2 separate regions of the Homo sapiens genome follow, and region 1 is linked to region 2. The links are chromatin contacts, found by Hi-C or POLR2A ChIA-PET in ENCODE. All regions are on one chromosome and are shown on one strand. Each heading gives the region's core, a stretch centred on a gene start or an enhancer-like site at or near the end of the contact. The rest is flanking DNA. Distances are from core to core; before and after follow the strand shown.

Region 1 (7,518 bases), core at 1,232-3,731, 100 kb after region 2:
GGGAGCTAAAAGGTTGGCCAAGGGCAGCCACTCAGCAGACAAACAGCAACTTCAAGGGCAAAGAGCCAAGAATAAGAAGAGTTCTGGCACCAGATGAGAAAATTTCTTCTGGGTAGAAAAAGTGATCAAGGGCTTCATTGATTCCAGCAAAGGGAGTTAAAATTCCTGACTTGTTTTCTTCCCTGGGTTTTCACATAAGAAGTTGGATCCTACCTGGTGTGAGAAATTTAACTGAGAAGGCAATGCCTTTGTGGGGACCAAGGCCCTTGGCCCCCTGGAGGTTTGTTGAAAATCACTGACATGAGGCAGATTGATTGATGGGAGAAAGGCATACAAATTTATTTAATGTGTATGCACTGAAGCCTTCAGAATGCAAACCCAAAGATACAGGGGAAATTGTCCATTTTTATGCTTAGGTTCAATAAACTATGGACTTTGTTGTAGAAATAAGACCTTCATATTTCTACAACAGCAGAAATAGCAGTGTGGTCAGGAGGCACACATGAGAGGATCCTGCCAATTCAACAAATGATCAAATGATCTGGCTTGAGAAGCCTTTTTGTCTTCCTGGGGCAGAGATTCCCCTTCCCTGCCCATATTCACTGGGGCAGATGGGAGGCACTGGGAAAGGGGAATCAAAGTGTAGAAATATGATTGAACAAAAAAGGTAAGATCTAATGTTAATAGATTCAGTGGGGAGCCCAGCAAGGCCTGTCTGTCTAGATTCTTCTTGGCCTCTCTGAGCAGCGCTCCTTCCTTCAGGGCATGGGACAGGACCTTCTCTGAAATGGGGGTCTTATCACCTACAGTCAAACAAAGTAGGTCAGATAATTTTTCTTTTCTTTTTTTTTTTAATTTAAAAGAGATGAGGTCTCATTCTGTCACTCAGGTTAAAGTGCAGTGGCACGACTGTAGCTTACTGTAGCCCCAACCTCCTGCGCTCAAGCAATCCTCCCACCTCAGCCTCCTAAGTACCTGGGACTGTAGGTGCATGCTACCATGCCCAGTTAATTTATTTTATTTGTAGAGGCGAGGTCTTGCTATGTTGGCCAGGCTGGTCTCGAACTCCTGGCTTCAAGCGAACCTCCCGTCTCGGCTTCCCAAAGTGCTGGGATCACAAGGGTGAGCCACTGCACCCAGCCAGATAATTTCTTTATGGCCAAGTTTTACCCAGAAAGGCAGAGGGAAAATTAGAGTAATATTTTTAGGTTCTATGGCTGGTTTGGAGAAAGGGGGTTCTGGTTTCTATGACCCACCTTGGGGAAGAGGGATTCTAGCTTCTATGGCTGGCCTTGGGTGGAGAATGAGACTCAGACAAGAGGGCAGACAAAGGTCAAAGGAAAACTTTTGCTTCTGAGGCTGCTGCAGAGACCTTCATTTTGGGGTACTGCTTTCTGAGCCCCAACACCTTCTCTCCAATTAGTGCACAAGTAGTTCAAGCTTCTTCCACAACAGGAAGATGGGAGAAATGGAAAGGAGAGCACAGTGAAGAGTGGACACAATGCTGGTCCAGTGGACCAGGAGTCACAGTCACCCTGACAGGGTACCAATATCGGCTTGAAGATACTGACTTAGTAGAAAGATGCTAGCTCAGACTTAAAGAAGTAACTGCATATTTAAAGCTTTTTTTTTTTTTTTTTGGAGACGGAGTCTTACTCTGTTACCCAGGCTGGAGTGCAGTGGCACAGTCTCGGCTCACTGCAACCTCTGTCTCCCGGGTTCAAGCAATTCTCCTGTCTCAGCCTCCCGAGTAGCTGAGACTACAGGCGTGTACCACCATGCCCAGCTAATTTTTGTATTTTTAGTAGAGACGGGGTTTCACTGTGTTGGCCAGGCTGGTCTCGAACTCCTGACCTCAGGTGATCCGCCCACTTTGGCCTCCCAAAGTGCTGGGATTACAGGCGTGAGACATCGTGCCTGGCCTAAAGCTTAATTCTTAATGCATAGTATGTAATCATACCTAGATGTCTGCATTTCTTTAAAGGTCTGCCTTTGCAGTCAACCTGACCCAGGTTTGAGTCTCAGATTTCCACCAGTCTGTGGGTAACATTAATATGAAACGAGCCTCTCTAAAACTGTTTCCTCATGAGTAACAAGGAGATCATAATAGGATTTACTTCTTGGGTGTGGCTGTGAGAATCAAAAGAACAACGTGTGTGAAATGCATAGCACAGTGCCTGAAATGTAAGTGCACAACAAATGGAAAAACCAGCCATCTTTTGGTCTTCCCTTGTGTATAGCCTTTATCTCATAAATACATAACAATGAATGAAACTAGTGACGGTGTCTGTTTGAAATGGGGGTCTTATGGCCTACGGTCTTTGGGATTGACTATTGTAATCAAGTTGTTTCCTTGTATTTTAAGAAGACATAGCTGAGTAAAAAGTCAGATGAATGCTTACTTGAAGAAGCCCTTGAGAGGAGCTATCAGGCCAGAACATGAGGTCACACTGCTGTGCACCTGGACTCGGCAGATAAGTGCCCCGGAGGTGTGGCTTGAGACAGTAACATGGCCAGTTTTTCAACTCAGTTGGGATTTCTTTTTAAAACTGTGACTGCAGGCAAAGTACACAGAAGTAAATAAGCCTCTTCCCCCATAGCACGTGCCCTTGAAACTTAAGAGTGAGGAACAACGAGAGATGTCACAGGTGGCAAATAACATTCTTGAGCTTTTAAAAATAATTCTGGGCCGGGCGCGGTGGCTCACGCCTGTAATCCCAGCACTTTGGGAGGCTGAGGCGGGCGGATCACAAGGTCAGGCGATCGAGACCAACCTGGCTAACACGGTGAAACCCCGTCTCTACTAAAAATATAAAAAATTAGCCGGGCGTGGTGGCGGGCGCCTGTAGTCCCAGCTACTCGGGAGGCTGAGGCAGGAGAATGGCGTGAACCCGGGAGGCGGAGCTTGCAGTGAGCCGAGATCGCGCCACTGCACTCCAGCCTGGACAGCAGAGGAGACTCCAACTCAAAAATAAAATAAAAAAAATTAAAAATAAATAAATAAATAAAATAATTCTATTATTATCCTCTCCAGTGACTATTTAATGTGACACATAATTTAGCAGTACATATCGAAAGTTATAGAGAACTATACTTTTTTAGTTTTAAAGAAGGGATAGAGAAGTTACAGTTAGTCTGCACAGAGGGTCACCCAGAAAATAGGAGTTGCCAGGTTACTACATGGCCTTGGGTGATTTTCTTCATTATCCTGGGATTCAACTTCCCCATGTGGAAAATGAGAGGATTAGCTGGGCTCTGTGGTTTTCTTTTTTCTTTTTTTTTTTTTTAAGACAGTCTCACTTTGTCGCCCAGGCTGGAGTGCCCGTGGCGCCATCTCGGCTCACTGCAACCTCCGCCTCCCGGGTTCAAGCAATTCTCCTGCCTCAGCCTCCTGAGTAGCTGGAATTACAGGCTCACACCACCAACCTGGCTAATTTTTGTATTTTTAGTAGAGACGGCGTTTTGCCATGTTGACCAGGCTGGTCTCAAACTCCTGGCTTCAAGTGATCCACCAGCCTCGGCCTCCCAAAGTGCTGGGATTACAGGCGTGAGCCACCGCACCCGGCCGCTTAGTGGTTTTCGAACTCCTCCTGGTTCTGGCACCCTTTCTTTGGATGAATGCCTGCCTGGATGCATAAGGTAGAGCATCCAGGGCCCCACAAGCTCATGACCCCACTCAATCTCAAACTTGTAGTTCCTAAAGAGCTGTGAGGAACCACCAGCTCGGAGACTGTAACCTTCTCTAACTCTGTGAGCCTCAGTCATATACACTTATGGTTTATCCTTCACGCCTCAGGCCATACAATTAAAATTCACTGCTGCCTTCTAACAGCAGCATGCAAAGAGCTCAAAATCCGATTCTGGAGCTGAAAATCCAGTCTAGATAGCTGAATCTGCATAACTCAATCTAGGAGGCTGGGCATGGTGGCTCTCGCCTATAATCCCAGCACTTTGGGAGGCCAAGGTAGGTGGATCAACTGAGGTCAGGGGTTTGAGACCAGCCTGGCCAACATGGTGAAACCTTGTCTCTACTAAAAATACAAAAATTAGCCGGGTGTGGTGGCGGGCTCCTGTAGTGCCAGCTACTCGGGAGGCTGAGGCAGGAGAATCCTTGAAACTGGGAGGCGGAGGTCGCAGTGAGCCGAGACCTTGCCACTGCACTCCAGCCTGGGTGATGGAGTGAGACTCTGTCTCAAAACAACAACAACAACAAAAACCCCAAATCTAGGAAGAGGCAACAAAAGCAGAGAAGCACTGCCACACAGAATACCCAAACCTTCCAAATAAAGCCCATCTACTTGGTATCTGATAAAATGTACCCAATTGTGTCCTCAGTTATTTCTCAGAGAATTGGTTCAATAACCATTGTTCCCTTCTTTCCTTTCCTCTCCATACTCTCTGTATCTCAGGTTTGGTCTAGTGACTGGGTATTAGCCACTAGGTTGGATATCACTTAATGCAACTATAAAATGTCTTTAGCATTTTATGTATATATCTAAAATATACCCTGACTCCTATTTTAAAACTACAACAACACATCAAGAATTTGACAACTAGTATATAAATTTTATTTTGAGTTTTTTTATCTAAGAGCTTATAATTCATTCCTTTTGGAAATAAAATTTTATAGAATTCCAAAGAAATATGAATTATAGAGAGGAAGACAACAAACTTTTTTTTACTCTTAAATACTAAATTCCTTGGATGAAATGCCTAAATACACAAGTTACAAAATGGGCTTTGAAGAGTGGGATGTTGACAGATTCCCAGAATAAGACTAAAGGTGCATTAAATCACTATTTACTTTAAACTTATAACTGCCTGCCAGCTATGGCCTTTAATCATCAAAGACTTATTGTGTTTAACATTCAATTTGCTGTCTACATGCAACCAATTTCCCCGACACTGCTCTTAGGCAGAAGTTCAAGTTTGAGGAAAGGGCTGATATTTCCTACATCTGTATTGTTAATGTCTAACAACGACTTCAGAGAAAACTCCTTGTCCTATATTAGAAAGTACCTTGGATGCTCTCCAGGACAAAGGTTCCAGAGGGTGCAGGTGAGATACGCCACATGAGCTACCCAGAGTTTATCAAGCTCTAGCAGTACATGTGGGACTGGGCCTTCGGGTGACCTTTGTGATCTTGCTTTTGAGAGGTTTAACCAAGATCATCTGTTTCTTAACTCCGCTCTTCCATTCTGTATACTCTGTGCTTCCCTTGAGCCAAGCAGCAAACGAGAAAGAAAACAAGTATCTAACAGACAGGGTGTTCAAGTCCAGCAGCAAGTCTGTACCTGGGACTAATTAATGGATTCAATTCAGCCATCTCTGGAGTGGACTGGAGTTGACCAGGGAGGAGGGGGCACATTCCAGAGAGGGGAACAATGCAGCTAAGACATTAACAGTTGGCTCAGCCTAAAAGCAAGCCCGACAGGACTGGCAGGCCTGTGTTAATGTGCAGTTGGACAGCAGCAGGGGCCTCTATTCAGCTCGTGTGCACCTGTACAGTCGTGCCGGTTGTTGAAATATTGCAATACTGCTGTATTGGTTATTAAATATTTTGAACAAATATTCCAGGCAGCAGATTACACAGAGTCCCGAAAACAAGGCAGAGGAGCTTTTTGATTGGAGCTGGAAGGAAAGAAGTAGTGTAAGATTGGCCGGGTGTGGTAGCTCACACCTGTAATCCGAACACTTCGGGAGGCCAAGGTGGACGGATGACTTGAGGTCAGGAGTTCAAGACCAGCCTGGCCAACATGGTGAAACCCTGTCTCTACTAAAAATACAAAAAAATAGCTGGGCAGGGTGGTGGGTGCCTGTAATCCCAGCTACTCAGGAGGCTGAGGCAGGAGAATCGCTTGAACCCAGGAGGCGGAGGTTGCAGGGAGCCGAGATTGCACCATTGCACTCCAGCCTGGACAACAGAGCGAGACTCAGTCTAAAGACAAAAGTAGTGTAATATGACATCTCAAAGGGACCTAAACAGAAGAATGTTATGGAAAAGGTGTTCCAGGAACACTCTATATTTTTCTTTCTTTAGAAAGAGGGTCTCACTCTGTCCCGCAGGCTAGAGTGCAGTGGTACAATCATAGCTCACTGTAGCCTCGAACTCCTGGGCTCAAGCAATCCTCCCACCTTGACCTCCCAAAGTGCTGGGATTATAGGCATGAGCCTCTGCACTCGCTCTCAGGAAGCCCTGTTTGGCAGTAGCAGGTCTTCTGCCATATCTCACTAGGAAGGGCTGAGGGGAGGATTTTATAATCCTGCACCTGCTTTAAGTGAAAAGTTGTTTATTTTACCATCATTTCATGAGGAGTGGCTGGGTGGGAACTTCAGGCCAGATGGACTGTGTCTTTATTAGACATATATAGCCTAGTTTTACCCATCTTTACATACTCATACTGGAATGACTAAGGCTTTTGAGGTTTTTCTAACACTCTCAGATTCTTATCAGCCCAGTAGTTTTCTGGAAAGTGCTCTTAAGTCTCATGTCCTTGCTACTAATTTGCTCCTCCAGAGTATGAACAGTGATGCGGCAGTTGGGCACATAGCAAAAGGACAGAGAAGCGTCCATCCAGTTTGGCTCCTAGGGAAGATCATTGGCATCTGAGTAAGGGCAGGCTTAGTCCAGAGGGGAATGGAGGTAGAGGCCATGTGCCTGGGAATGAGGAGCAATCCTGAGATGAAGAAGTGAGGAGGAAGGCAGGCAGCCCCTTCAAAAAGCCTGGCTGGGAAAAGCAGGGCAGGGATAGGCCCATGGTCAGGGGCAGCTGCAAGGTGAAATGGGGAATCCTTTACACAAGTTAAGCCTAAGCCTGGGCCCATGTTCTTGTAACTGGGTTTTGCAGCGGTCCTTGCTATATCCTAAATCTAAGGTCACCCTTCCTTGGCCTACTACTCTTCCAGGGGTTAGAACTGTGACACTGACTCCAACCTGGAAGCTGGGACCTTGCTACTCACTGAGAAGGCACCTGCACACTGCCTGCCACCTGCCTGGATTTCTGGGTATTCTCTCCAGCGTGCCTGTTGCTGGGCTGTGCTGTGCCACCAGAAGACTACGCCACGCCTCCACTGTGAACCCCAACCCCTTGCCAACTCTGTGTCTGGATTTTGACTGAAGAATTTGATAACAGATGATATGACTGAACTCTTACAGTCAAGCCGGGTGCACTGGCTCACACCTGTAATTCAGCACTTTGGGAGGCTGAGGTGGGCAAATCACTTGAGGCCAGGAGTTTGAGACCAGACTGGCCAACATGGCAAAACCTTGTCTCCACTAAAAATACAAAAATTAGCTGGGTGTGGTGGTGCACCCCTGTAATCCCAGCTACTAGGGAGGCTGAGGCATGAGAATCACTTGAGCCTGGGAAGCAGAGGTTGCAGTGAGCTGAGATTGCACCACTGCACTCCAGCCTGGGTGACAGAGCAAGACTCTGTCTCCAAAAAAAAAAAAAAAAAAAAAAACAGAAATTGTAAAAACTATGCCAAGTTAATGAATCCTAATGACCAAAGCTTGGC
Region 2 (7,697 bases), core at 749-3,248:
TAAAGATGAAAATGTAGCTGTAGATGATAAAGCTGTGAACACAGATGTAGGCAGAGTATGTGTAAATATAGAGGCAAATGATGTTATAAGATACAGCCTATAGATAAATGATATAGCTGTAAACATTGACATAGATGACATATTTGATATAAATAAGGCAGATGTTATAAACTTTATGATCTGGGCAGAAAACTATATGTGCTGATAATGCAGATGGCATTTCTTTGACCCCCTTTTGTTTTGTCTTGTTTTGTTTTGTTTTGAGATGGAGTCTCGCTCTGCTCCCAGGCTGGAGTGCAATGGCGAGATCTCGGCTCACTGCAACCTCTGCCTCCTGGGTTCAAGCGATTCTCCTGCCTCAGCCTCCCGAGTAGCCAGACCAGCCGGGCTAATTTTTGTATTTTTAGTAGAGATGGGGTTTCATCATGTTGGCCAGGCTGGTCGGTCTGGAGTGAGCCACTGCACCCAGCCTGACCCCACTTTTGGAAAAATTTCCAGACGGTGGATAAGCAGCGTCCTGTTAGGAATAGTTTAAGCACGGTATAGCCTGGAGACTGAGAGACTGCCCAGGTGACCTATTAAGGTTCTTTTTGATGTAACCACCTGATCCTGAGATATCACAATTTCTATTAAAGGCTGATACTCAGGGTGAAAAAGAAAAAAAAATGAATGATGAAAACCAGCAAGACATGAGACTCAAAGATATCCCTTCATTAATATAAGATCACATGGGAAACCTCAGATGGTCTTTCTATTCCTTCAGTAAATCTTAGTAGGATATTCGCACACCAGACAAAACTAAGCAAGTGTTTCTGCTTTCCCCACAATCCCAGCCTCTCACAGACATCCCCAAGTTGCCAACTCACAACTAGCTGACCCACAGTTTAAGCAAATTCTATCCATAGTCCCGAAGGAACCCGACCTATGTCCCAGAGAAGAGAAACATTCTATTCTCCCAAGGTCATGGTTCTCTACCAATCCCAGACTCAACACATTTAGCAAATTGTAAACCTCTCCAAATCATTTTTCAGGACCTGCTGAAAGTGCATTGGCTGTGAACTGTGGCATTTCCAAATATCCAGGACATTTGCTGAATAGAAGGAAATGAGAGTTAGTCAATTAGTCAGCATTTATTCAGTTATGCCAGGGCTGTGGTCAGGGTCTGTGGGCTGCTGATGAGTTTTCTGGCAGGGTTGAAAGAAGATTAAACCTGAGTGACTCTGCAACACGGGTAGAGAGTTATTGAGCAGTAAATAGTGAAATAAACCACCTGTACCAATTAGGAATCTGGTGGAGGATGTGCACCTCCTGATTGATTCTGGGAAGAATTTTTTTTTTTTTTTTGAGACGGAGTTTGTTGCCCAGGCTGGAGTGCGATGGTGCGATATTGGCTCACCACAACCTCTGCCTCCCGGGTTCAAGTGATTCTCCTGCCTCAGCCTCCTGAGTAGCTGGGATTACAGGCATGCACCACCAAGCCAGGCTAATTTTGTGTTTTTAGTAGAGACAGGGTTTCTCCATGTTGGTCAGGCTCGTCTTGAACTCCCGACCTCAGGTGATTCGCCTGCCTTGGCCTCCCAAAGTGCTGGGATTACAGGCGTGAGCTACCACGCCCGGATGATTCTGGGAAGATTTATGCTGGGCTTTGAATGAATGATGAACAGGAAGTTTGTCCACAAGTCTGGAGGATGAGAGTGGACACAGTACAGCAGATGTTTTGGGTGCCCTGCCCATGCCCCCTCGGGCCTTAGCATTTTGTGCCACAGCACCTGACTTTCAACTGCCAGCATCTGCCTCTTTGCCCGAGGGCTTTGTCTGGTGGCCAGAGCTTGCTTTGCCCATTCACACAGCAAGCTGGAAGCACTTGGAAATTAGTGCCCTCCCAGTTTCAGCCTTCAATCAAAGATGGATGGGGACTGGTGTTTAAATACCCTAGCTGCCTTACTCCTTTTGCAGGATAACTTTGAAGCTTACAATCTGCACTGGCTCCAGTAGGCTTAAGTTCCAGATGCCCACAGTGGTAACTTGCTTGATAATGTACCTTTTACTGCTTCTTTCCCTCTCCTGTCTCAGTTCCTTGCTTTCCCACTCAAATAAACTACTTGCACTTGAATTTGTGCCGGAGAGTCTATTTCTGGGGGGAGCCTAAGACACACAGGCCGTGAATAGATTCTCTGAAGGTCCTTCTGGCTCCTTATTTTCTATCTTGATATCCATTAAGGCAAACAGAAAGCAGAGAAGGCAGGATCTGCCAAACTTTCTTACCTCAGCCCAGAAAATTCAAGGGCATCTTTTCCTGGCAACGAAGAAACTCTGTGCCTTTGGGAGCAGCTGCCACAGCGTCAGCTCTGGCCTCATGTTACTTAACCACAGACATCAACACCTCCCCTTATGGAATTTGAGAGGCATCAGAAATACACTGAAAGAACAATGGCAGAATCCTGGCTGTCACCTCAACACATCTCTCATGTTCCAGTTCATCTCTGTCCCAGTCTGATACGTGGCAGCATGACATACTTTAAAGTGCACGTCTAATCACTAATGGAACCCTTGGAGAAGAAGTTTCCATGCTCCTGGAAGCTAACTGCACACTAAGCATCTGAGCAAAAGTCAAGTGGACACATTGATCTTTGGTTTTCCCCCAGACATTGGGCCAGAAGGAGGCAATCAGTGAACTAGCGAGACAGAAGAAGAAATTCTTTCCCCTTCAGTGAGGTTAAAGCCTTTGCAAACTCAGCACTTAGAACAGTGCTTTTTGTGGGGGGTGTAACTCATTTGAGGAGTGATAGGAAATGCCTCCATGTTTTGTAGAAATAAAGTAACTGCCAGGCACAGTGGCTCATGCCTCTAATCCTAGAATTTTGGGAGGCCAAGGTAGGAGAATTGCTTGAGCCCAGGAGTTCAAGACCAGGCTGGGCAACATTGCAAGAGCTCGTCTCTACAAGAAATTAAAAAATAAAAAACTAGCCAAGCATAATGGCTCATGCGTGCAGTCCCAGGTACTCAGGAGGCTGAGGCTAGAGGATTGCTTGTTCCCAGGAGGTCAGAGGCTGCAGTGAGACATGATAATGCCACTGCACTCCAGCCTGGGTGACAGAGTGAGACCCTGTCTCAAGAAAAGCAAAACGAAAACAAAACTGTTGGTGATGTCTATATGCTCACAGAAGTCCAAATGGGGAGGTGAAATAGTCATTTGCGGTTGTAGGGGTTACTTAGCATCCTAATGCCCTTCCCTCTGTGATGTGGTCATGAAGGCAGGCAGGATCTACTTCCCACTATAGAAAGGAGCGGAGCCAGATGCCCTTTTGCTGGTCCCTGGCCACTAGAGGACAGTCATATTATCTAGTCTCAGCAAATCAAATGCTCCCACCCAGGATGAAGGGGTGGCCTGCCCCTCCACACCTGTGGGTATATCTTGTCAAGTGGGACGAGAGACTGAGAAAAGAAATAAGACACAAAGTATAGAGAAAGAACAGTGGGCCCAGGGGACCGGCGCTCAGCATACAGAGGACCAGCACCAGCACCGGTCTCTGAGTTCCCTCAGTTTTTATTGATTACTATTTTCACTATCTCAGCAAGAGGAATGCGGTAGGAGAGCAGGGTGATAATAGTGAGAAGATCAGCAAGAAAACATGTGAGCAAAGGAATCTGTATCACAAATAAGTTCAAGTGGAGGTACTATGCCTGGATGTGCATGTAAGCCAGATTTATGCTTTTCTCCACCCAAATATCTCAGTGGAGTAAAGAATAACAGAGCAGCGTTGCTGCCAACATGTCTCGCCTCCCGCCACAGGGCGGTTTTTCTCCTATCTCAGAATAGAATAAATGTACAATCGGGTTTTATACCGAGATATTCGGTTCCCAGGGGCAGGCAGGAGACGGTGGCCTTCCTCTTTCTCAACTGCAAGAGGCTTTCCTCTTTTACTAATCCTCCTCAGCACAGACCCTTCACGGGTGTCAGGCTGGGGGACAGTCAGGTCTTTCCCATCCCACAAGGCCATATTTCAGACCATCATATGGGGAGAAACCTTGGACAATACCCGGCTTTCCAGGGCAGAGGTCCCTGCGGCTTTCCGCAGTGCATTGTGCCTCTGGCTTATCGAGACTGGAGAATGGGGATGACTTTTACCAAGCATACTGCCTGTAAACATTTTGTTAACAAGACACATCCTGTACAGCCCTAGATCCCTCAAACCTTGATTCCATATAACACATGTTTCTCTGAGCTCAAGGTTGGGGCAAAGTTACAGATTAACAGCATCTCAGGGCAAAGCAATTGTTCAGGGTACAGGTCAAAATGGAGTTTCTTATGTCTTCCCTTTCTACATAGACACAGCAGCCGTCTGATCTCTCTTTCTTTTGCCTACACCAGGACTTTTAATTTAGACTCAGGGATAGTTTAGAATTTCAAGCAGCCGCAGCATCTGGCTCCTGTGTTCAGTTGTGTTGATGTCCAGCAGCCAGAGTGGCAGCAGAGCCACAGTTAGGGACATCCTACCCAGACTGCCCCTGAAGCATGGCCTAGGCTGTGTCCTTGCTGCCTGGCCTCCCTCAGAGCCTGCCTGATTTCAAAACCTGGTTACCCATCCTGTCAATTCTATTAGCCACCTACTATCCTTCTATTAAAGTCAGCCAGAATCCTCTTCTGTTATGTGCAACTGAGAACCCTGAGTGGCATAGAAATTGATATCCCATATACACAGAGCTTCCTCTGGAGGTCAGAGACCTGGGCCCTTGTCCAGGAGGCATCTAGATAGCTGTGGGGGCTTTTGTCTCCAACCCTTCGGGGGCTTGACTGCATAGTTGCTGAGATTATTTTTCTGTTCTATGATTTTTCTATGATTCTTCCTAAAATGTTGGCCAGTGAAGACCCAAAGCTACCTGAGCTCCTGTAGCCTTAGTGGTGACGAGTATGGAAAAAGATGTCATTGTGTGACAGCCACAGATGGGTCTGGTCCAAATCAAATCACTTGAGTATCTCAAGTCATATTCAGTTCCTCACTTTCCCACTATGCCCACTATATGTCTGCATAGGTCCCCGAAGAAATGAATGTACCTGGTAAACACTGCTTTGGTACATCAAGGGCAAGAACATCCATGGTTCATTTAACAACATGCACAGATATCTGCTCAATGAATGGGCCCATTGGAGACAAAGAGAACCAGAGGTGATAAGACAGTGAGAGTGACTGGCACTTTTTTAATACATGGTAATCTAAATAGTTCTGGTGCCCTGGCAAAAAGTCTGGGGAATGTAAATGTGCCTCTAATAGGCACAGATAATGGGCATTTTTAGGGGGAAGAAGTAATTGGTTTTTAAGCCACAGTCACACTGTGGCACAAAGCAAATGCATGGAAAAACTGCTTGAAGCAATATGGGTCAGGAAACCTTTTATAGTTAATGGTAAACCAATCTATTTGGAGAGTGGCTTAAAAGCAGCTTTTAAAGGAGAGAGAGACTACTATAGTTTGGCTTAAAAGGTATGTCAACCAAATGCAAAATCCTTGTTTGAATCCTGATTCAAACAAACCAACTGTAAGAAGGCATTTTTGAGACAACTGGGGAAAATTGAATATGGACTAAATAGTAGATGATGTTCAGGAATTATTGATTATTTTCTTGGGAGTATTATATTCTGGTTGTTTTTAAAAAGTACAAGGCTGGGCACCATGGCTGATGCCTATAATCCCAGCACTTTGGGAGGCCGAGGCGGGCAGATTGCTTGAGCTCATGGGTTCCAGACCAGCCTGGGCAACATGGTGAAATGCTTTCTCCACCAAAAATACAAAAAAATTAGCCGGGTGTGGTGGTGCATACCTATAGTCTCAGCTACTCGGGAGGCTGAGGTGGGAGGATCACTTGAGCCTGGGAGGCAGAGGCTACAGTGAGCCAAGATCACACCACTGCACTCCGGCCTGGGTGACAGAGCAACAACAACAAAAACATACTTATCCATTGGAGATACATGCTGAATTTGCAGCTGCAATAAAATAATGCCGTAGATTTTATTTTAAAATACTCTAGCGCATGCAGTACTACTCAAAGTCTGAGGATTGGGGCCAGTTTGCAAATTGTGTGCTCTTGGTCTGTAATAAGTGCAGAAATTGACAACAAATATTTAGAAATGGCTATAGTACTTTGACATTGCCATGGCATCCAAGTAGTGAGTGGTGGACTCTAATGAGAATAGAACTTAGTTTGGGTGTTGTCAAACCTGCATAGTGTGTTATGTGTGGCTTGGGTGTGAGCTGTGTGCTGGTATTGGTCCATGGCAGATCGGAAATTGAACAAAAGAGTCCTTAGCTTGAGGAGCAGTGTCTTGGCGCACACACACACACACACACACACACACACACACACACAGAGGGAGGTGGTGGTGGGATCTGCTGAAAAAGAATGGCAGAAAGCTGATGGCTGTTGAAGGTAGGTGATCAGTACATGGAGTTCATAATACAATTCTCTCTATTTTTGTGTATATTTGAAAATCTACATTATTTGGTATATTGAAAAGTTTTAAAAATCAGCCTGTTGATGGAGATATTTAAAAATATACATTTTAAATGCATATGTTTACATTGAAACATACTGTGTGTGTGTGTATTTCAAATAAAATAACATAGAAATGACACATAGAACACACAGCTCCCAGGGGTATTATACATAATGATTCAAGTAAAACTTTCTTATTTTACAAAAGAAGGCTTAGGTAAACAAACAATGCCATTTGCCAGATCATGAGCTTGGTGAGCTTTTATTATATAATAAACTCTAATTACATAATAAACTTTTTGAAGCTATGGATCTGGTGAGATACAACTTCTGTGTCTCCATAGCACTCCACCCATGATACTGCAGAATAAATAGTGCCTATTAAACAGTGGTTGATAAACAAACTCAGGAAATGAACTGTTATGGACAGCAGTTTAATTCTCCGTGCAATAACTCCACACTGCTCAATTAATTTGAAAATTAGTTTCCCGAATCCACCCTCTTAGAGATTTGTCACAGAACGTTTAAGCCTGAGGGGGACCGGGAGCTTTGTTAATGTCCTCATTTGCAGACACGGAAATGAAGTTCAGAGGAGGTAGATGAGCCTCACTGGACACCCTGCTCGTTAATGGAAGTGCTTTAGCCTCTCACGCCTGCAACTGGACTCTTCCTTCCACCATGATGTCTTTCAGAAGGTACGAACCCATCTCCGACACTGGCCCCTTGCTCTTGGTTTTAAAATTATAGTTTCAGTTGTAGGAAAGAGAAAGATGTTGTCAAGCTGACTCCACCAGGAAGCTGAAAAGGAAGTGTGAATACAGAAAAAAATTACGTCTTGGTTGCTATTTACCCAGCACTACTCTGTGCCTGGTATGGGTGGTATAAGCTCTCCAGCCTTCAAGAACTTTCTGCCTGTTCAAGGAAGGCAGATGTACACATGTTAACAGTTAAAGGACAGTCCTGCTGTGTAGCAGTTAAAGTGCAAATGAGTAGCTGGGTAGAGCCGTGGGAGCTAGAGAAGGAAAGGAATGTTTTGGCGGGTCCAGTCTCAGAAATGTGGAGAGGGCAGGACATCTGGGTTCGATCAGTGTGGACCTGTGGTGGGGCTTCCTTTTGTTGGCATTAAGGAGCTTTCTGTGGGGGATGAGATAGGATACCCTCGGTGATTTGGGAAAATCAACGTGGTAGCAACAGTGAATGGAAGAGG

The links. Hi-C counts contacts between places; a loop is a spot of excess contacts on that map. ChIA-PET counts read pairs that join two places held with the same protein, here RNA polymerase II (POLR2A). Pooled maps may share reads with other maps.
Region 1: a loop to region 2 is called in a map with no recorded cell type, with 2.1 times the contacts of the local background. The contact joins two enhancer-like sites. A Hi-C loop is called at or near these places in 2 of 168 maps with a recorded cell type or tissue (gastrocnemius medialis and left cardiac atrium), 1 of 37 single-sample maps with no recorded cell type and 3 of 50 pooled maps. POLR2A ChIA-PET finds 5 or more read pairs at or near these places in 1 of 52 experiments (MCF 10A).

What each region holds. Positions count from the first base shown.
Region 1 is chr20:5,779,919-5,787,436 of GRCh38, reverse strand. The region is part of intron 2 of SHLD1 (shieldin complex subunit 1); the gene reads right to left. Among named protein-coding and RNA genes, the nearest start is that of SHLD1, 33 kb to the right of the region's middle. Within about 2 kb of position 2,481, at least 7 of the 41 ENCODE cell types and tissues checked have a DNase peak (open chromatin) inside an H3K27ac peak, as active enhancers do.
Region 2 is chr20:5,881,677-5,889,373 of GRCh38, reverse strand. No RefSeq gene overlaps it. Among named protein-coding and RNA genes, the nearest start is that of CHGB, 26 kb to the left of the region's middle. Within about 2 kb of position 1,998, at least 5 of the 41 ENCODE cell types and tissues checked have a DNase peak (open chromatin) inside an H3K27ac peak, as active enhancers do.